Regions from separate parts of the Homo sapiens genome. Here region 2 is linked to region 1. Evidence: chromatin loops called from intact Hi-C (ENCODE). Cell type or tissue: PC-3. All regions are shown on one strand. Each heading gives the region's core, and the rest is flanking DNA. Links, peaks and the distances in the headings are about the cores only. Region 1 has its middle 75 kb from the start of GALNT5. Region 2 has its middle 270 kb from the start of LINC01958.

The links. Hi-C counts contacts between places; a loop is a spot of excess contacts. Peaks named below come from ENCODE experiments on the same cell type or tissue, not always from the same donor. Only the 100,000 strongest peaks of a DNase experiment are listed, where the experiment ranks them.
Region 2: a loop joins it to region 1, with 14 times the contacts of the local background. A loop is called at or near these places in 1 of 110 quality-filtered maps.

What each region holds. Positions count from the first base shown.
Region 1 is chr2:157,181,560-157,184,486 of GRCh38, forward strand. No RefSeq gene overlaps it. Among named protein-coding and RNA genes, the nearest start is that of GALNT5, 75 kb to the right of the region's middle. In PC-3, for the core only: no CTCF peak of the experiment used is centred there; a DNase peak (open chromatin) is centred at 1,592; H3K27ac peaks cover 1,399 bases.
Region 2 is chr2:156,934,219-156,937,145 of GRCh38, forward strand. No RefSeq gene overlaps it. Among named protein-coding and RNA genes, the nearest start is that of LINC01958, 270 kb to the left of the region's middle. In PC-3, for the core only: no CTCF peak of the experiment used is centred there; a DNase peak (open chromatin) is centred at 1,593; H3K4me3 peaks cover 476 bases; H3K27ac peaks cover 1,305 bases.

The DNA.
Region 1 (2,927 bases), core at 323-2,822:
AGAGAAATGTGTATGTATGCATATAGGTTTAAGTTTAAACACCTTATGGACTACTATCAAATCTCACATACATGTCTTAAGCTCTAAATCCTATATCCTTAGCACCATACAATGCTGCCTTTCCAAGGAATTAAGCAAGCTTGTTGGAATCTATGAAGGGACAATTGTGAATTGAAGCAGTGATATGCCTAAATGTTTAGAAAGTCAACAAACACATATGCAAGTCAATATAAATACAGAAATAGGTCAGTAATTCCTTTTTACTACTTAGGAAGATGTACTATTCATTTAGAAAGCTAAGGAGAGACAAAATGTCTTTATACTAATTCCCTTAATTTAATCACACCAAATGTCAGGACAGTGTCATTTAAAATCCTTTAATGATTTTAAAACAAATGGTCCCTGTAGCAGAAAAATAGTTGAACTAACATTGCTAACATTAATTTAATTTCTTTGGAATTGAAATATTAAATGAACCCATTTTATCCCATTTACTTTTCAAATAGTGTTAGGAAATACCTGAGGACCTCTCAGCAAAAATCTAATAGGATCCTCCAATTTGTTCACCAGTTCAGGAGAACTATAATAGTGTATGAATTTAGTCTTTAGTAAATTCTATTTAATACATAAAAGAGAGTCTATTATTGCTATGTATGTTTCTCTACAACCTTTCTTTGTGAAGATTACAGGCCCAATTTATCAACATCAGAAACTTACTTAGCATGGTTGCGTATTCTATATATATTTTTTCCAACGTTAATGTGAGTCATCATAGCATATCTCCTTAACCATATGTGCTAGAGCTAAGGACAGACAGTTATTTTAATATTCCTGGCCTAGAATCCTTCCCACAACAAACACATTTGATGCTCATACATGGTCCCTTTCTTGCCGACACTCACGCCTGTCAAAATGGCATGGTGCCTACTCAACATATGGACTGCTAGCTTTTCTCACTGGGGCACAGTTGCCAAAGAAAGATGGGTTAAGCTGGGCACCCTGCGTAGCAAAGCAGGTGACAGCTCTCCCGTCCTCCATCATGTGGCTGTAAATCCTCTAGCCACATGCCACTTCCTACCCTATCTTTTACAGGAAAAGGAAAAGGAGAGGGATCTTTAACAGTATTCCTTTGACTTTCAGACTGTTTCTACTTAGTGCCTTTGCTCTCACTACCTTATATTCATGGAAAGGAAATCTATCCTCTGCCAAAAACACATTGAAATTTAAAAATCATTTGGAAGCACACAGTTGTAAGAAAAGTTGATAGCCAGCAAAGGCATTAAGTATATGTGTGTGCATGCATGCAAATGCACACACATGCACATACACACACACACACAGGAAATACGTGTTGTTTCCACCCTTGTTTCTCATTTTCCACCTAGAATAGACTAGAGCTGGGTGGCCACAGCAGCATTAAGTGTTGAAGATAGAACTTAGTGATTGTTTAAGTCTTGTACAAATAGAGCTGTTTGATTACGTTAATCCAGTGAATCATTTCCTCCCTAACCAGGCTACATCCTGTTTGGTTTGCAATTTTTATTTTAAAATTTCCAAATCAATTTTTATTTGTCCAAATGAGTTTGTTTTGGCAATAACAGAAAAGTATCAAGTTTCCCCAAACAAAGACTTTTCCTCATGTCTTTGTGTCTTCGTCATTCTACAGGAAACCCAAATAAGGTGTCAGTCTGAGTCTGTCTTCTGAGTCCAGAGACTACAGGGATTCCTCCTTCCATCTTACCAAACAAACCCATCTGAACTAAGAGATTAAATTTAAATTGTGGCCTGGGGTTGAGGCCATGGATCAACTAATTAATTATTACCCCTGCCTGCTCTGTGCCAGGGACTTTTAGAGCAATTTTCTCATTTTATCGTGAGAGCATGTCTGCAATGTAGGAGTCGGCATTACTTCCATTTTAGAGGTGGTATAGAAATCTGATCGATAATCTCTGCATGATAGCTAGTTAGCACTGTTCTTTAATAATAAAAATAGCTAATATTTATTAAAATTTTACTGTGCACTGTTCTAAAAATCCTATGCATCTCGGCTCATTTACAAAGACATGAGGGAATCCCTGTCAATATCTATAATGTATAGCTGAGGAAAAGGAGGCACTGAGAAGTTAACTGATTTATCTAAGGTCACAACTACTAAGTAGAGCTACCAGAATTCATACCTGTATAGTCTGACTCTTGAGCTGTTGTTCTTAGCCACTGCTTTAATTATTCTAGGTGATACTTATACACATTCTCCAACAATTCTTTTTTTTTTTTTTTTTTTTGAGACTTGCTCTGTCTCCCAGGCTGGAGTGCAGTGGCACGATTTCAGCTCACTCACTCCACCTCCTGGATTCAAGCAATTCTCTTGCCTCAGCCTCCCGAGTAGCTGGGATTACAGGCGTGCATCACCATGACCGGCTAATTTTTTTTTTTTTTTTTTTTTTTTTTTGTATTTTTAGTGGAGACGGGGTTTCACCATGTTGGCCAGGCTGGTCTCTAGTGATCCACCTCCACACACATGTACATACACACACACACAGGAAATACGTGTTGTTTCCACCCTTGTTTCTCGTTTTCCACCTAGAATAGACTAGAGCTGGGTGGCGACAGCAGCCTGACCTCCAGTGATCCACCCGCCTCTGCCTCCCAAAGTGCTGGGATTACAGGCATTAGCCACTGCACCCGACCTCCAACAATTCTTTAGTCTTGTTCCTTGTTTGTACCTTAAGGACCAAGAATCATGCTACTTTAAAGCACAATTTCATCATGCTGCTGCTCTGCTGGGAATCCTCTCCAGCTCTCCATTTCCAAACAAACAAACAAAAAGTTAGATTACCATCTTGGCATTTAAGACACCAAATATATTCTGGTTTCTATCAAACCTTCCAAGCTGACTCTTCCAATTTGGTCTTGTATGTTCTACCCTT
Region 2 (2,927 bases), core at 142-2,641, 250 kb before region 1:
AAAAGTGACCTCTGGTCGTCCTCACTGCTATGCTCCCACCAGCGCCATGACAGCTTACAAATGCCATGGCAATGTCAGGAAGTTACCCTATATGGTCTAAAACGGGGAGACATGAATAATCCACCTCTTGTTTAAAAAATAATTCAGAAATAACCATAAAAATGGGTAACCAGCAGCCCTTGGTGGGGCTATACCTATGGAGGAGCCATTCTTCCTTTACTTTCTTAATAAACTTGCTTTCACTTTACTCTATGGACTCATCTCAAATTCTTTCTTGCATGAGATCCAAGAACCCTCTCTTGGGGTCTGGATCGGGACCCCATTCCAGTAACATGGGTAACCTGGGGACCCATACTTGTAACTGGTGTCTGAAGTGAAGGCAGTTTTGTGGGGCTGAGCACTTGAAATTGGATTCTGACATTAACTCCTGGTAGTTAGTGTCAAAATTGAATTGAATTCTAGGATACCCAGTTAGTGTCAGATTATTGGAGAATTAGTTGATGAAAAAAAACCTCTCAATATACAAGACTCCCTTCTTCTGACAAATTACTAGAAACACTAAAGAAATAAATAAACATCCATGGAGGAATAACAAGAAAGTTGTCTTTGGTGAACTAAAAATTACAGCAAATTTCTAAAGACAAAAAGTAGATGGTGTTGGATTCATAAAGTAATTCATTCTCTAAAATATGCACATTCCAGAAACTGTTTTAAACAGTTTAAGAAATTGTTTAAACAGTTGTAGTGCTCAATAACCAGAGGTGGGGTTTTCAGAGGGTGTGAGAAACCAGCTCCTTAGAACAAACATGCGCAGTATGGTTGAGCACATCAAATTTACAATACCTGCTCAGTTCACCAATTTTCTTCAACTCCAACTTTTCTCCTAGGTGGTATCTAGAGATACACTAAGTGTAAATGCATGGCTTGACGGAAGAGCCATGCTTGTTTCCATTCATAAATATTATTTACCTTGGTCTCAACTTTTAAAAATATACAATATCTGACATTGAATTAAAAATTATCAGACACACACACACGGAGAGAGAGACAGAGAGAGAGAGAGAGAGAGCACAAGAAAAATACCTTATGTTAAGAAAGTAAAACCAGACCCACAGATGGTCCAGTTGTTGGAAACTGTCTATGTTAATATGTTAAGAAATTTAGTAGAAAAGGGGGCACATGCATGGAAAGATAAACAAATTTTGAAGGAGCTGGAAACTATAAAAAAAGACAGGTGAAATGCTTGAAATGAGAAATACAGTATCAGAGATACTTAAGCCTTAATCAAAGTATATGGTAAATTGCTGAATGTGATTCACAAACAACTAAATTGGTGAAAATCAAACTTTTTTATTACGAACTTTTTTTTATGATGCCAGGCTTTTAATATACACATTTGCACATTTCAACAAGAGAGAAAACGTAAAAGCTAAGTGAGTACCGATTTTACAAGGTTAGTTGCTAAGAAATATTCTGTCTTCCAAACTTCTGACTCAAATGCCAGGTGCGTGAATTCCTCTTTTCTATGTATCATACCCAAAGTCACTCTGCCAGGTTTTAAACATTACTTTCCTATTGTGTTCTGAAATATGAAACCATAGCCAGCTTTGCAGAGCATACCAAATGTGAAGTCAAGCGAGTCTTTGTTTGACATCCAGTTTGTCTGGCATCTGACATTAGCATTGCTAAGTACCTAATTGCTAAGTGCTACCGATTCAGATACTGTACATCATTCATGGAGTCTGGCAACTATTTTATTGTAAAGGAAGGTAATAAAAAATATTTCATGAATATAAGGTATAATGAAACACACATTTGGCTATTTAAATGAACTGGTTTCAGATATATACACATACATATATTTGCACATATAGATATAAATGTTAGTAAATAAACTATAGGAAATGAAAGTTGTTAAATATTGAAGTAGTTTAATAATGATAATATTGGAATTATTTTTAGATCTTTTAAATGTAAATTTTTAAAGTACTTAGGCTGGATTTGTTCAATTTTGCCTGAAGAAAAGAGCTAGGGTTAGATATTTTCTCAGTCATTTAATAGTTTAATAATAAAGAAAATACTATGCACAGAAGAAATTCACAAAGGAAAGAGAAAAGTATAACATGATATTACAGAATAAAATGTAAAATGAAACTCTTAAAAATATGTAATATACATAGTGAGACTAATTTGGTAAAATACTCTACATGCATGGACCAGTGTGTACAGTAAGTTGTATATGCAGTATAATTCTCAAGGCTTCAAGGTTTAAGGATGAGAGCATGTGCTGTGAAGCTTGCCTGAAAAGATTCTGTGGGGAGAGGTGAAACGAGATTGGCAAGTAGTGATAGGCCATTGTTCAGTGAAAAAGACCAGTCTGCACAGAGTGAGTGTGAATTGGGGCCCATAGGAGGGTTTACTTGACCATGTCACACATGAGCTGGAGCTTGTGGAAGATTAAGACAAATATGTGAAAATCTAAAGATTGGGATAGGCCAGGCATGGTGGCTCATGCCTGTAATCCCAGCACTTTGGGAGGCCGAGGTGGGCGGATCACTTGAGGTCAGGAGTTCGAGACCAGCCTGGCCAACATGGTGAAACCCTGTCTCTACTAAAAATAAAAAATTTGCTGGGCATGGTGGTAGGCGCCTGTAATCCCAGCTACTTGGGAGGCTGAGGCAGGAGAATCCCTTGAACCCGGGAGGCAGATGTTGTGGTGAGCTGAGATCACACCATTATATTCTAGCCTGGGCAACAAGAGTGAAACCTTGTCTCAAAAAAAAAAAAAAAAAAAAAAAAAAAAAAACATTGGGATAAAGTACTTGAAACAATAAGCATCTGGAATCCACTTTACATTTCTGAGCTTTGCAGTGAAGTGGCTAAAATGACATTTGAGTAGGATCCTTCAATATGTGTCTTTCCATCTT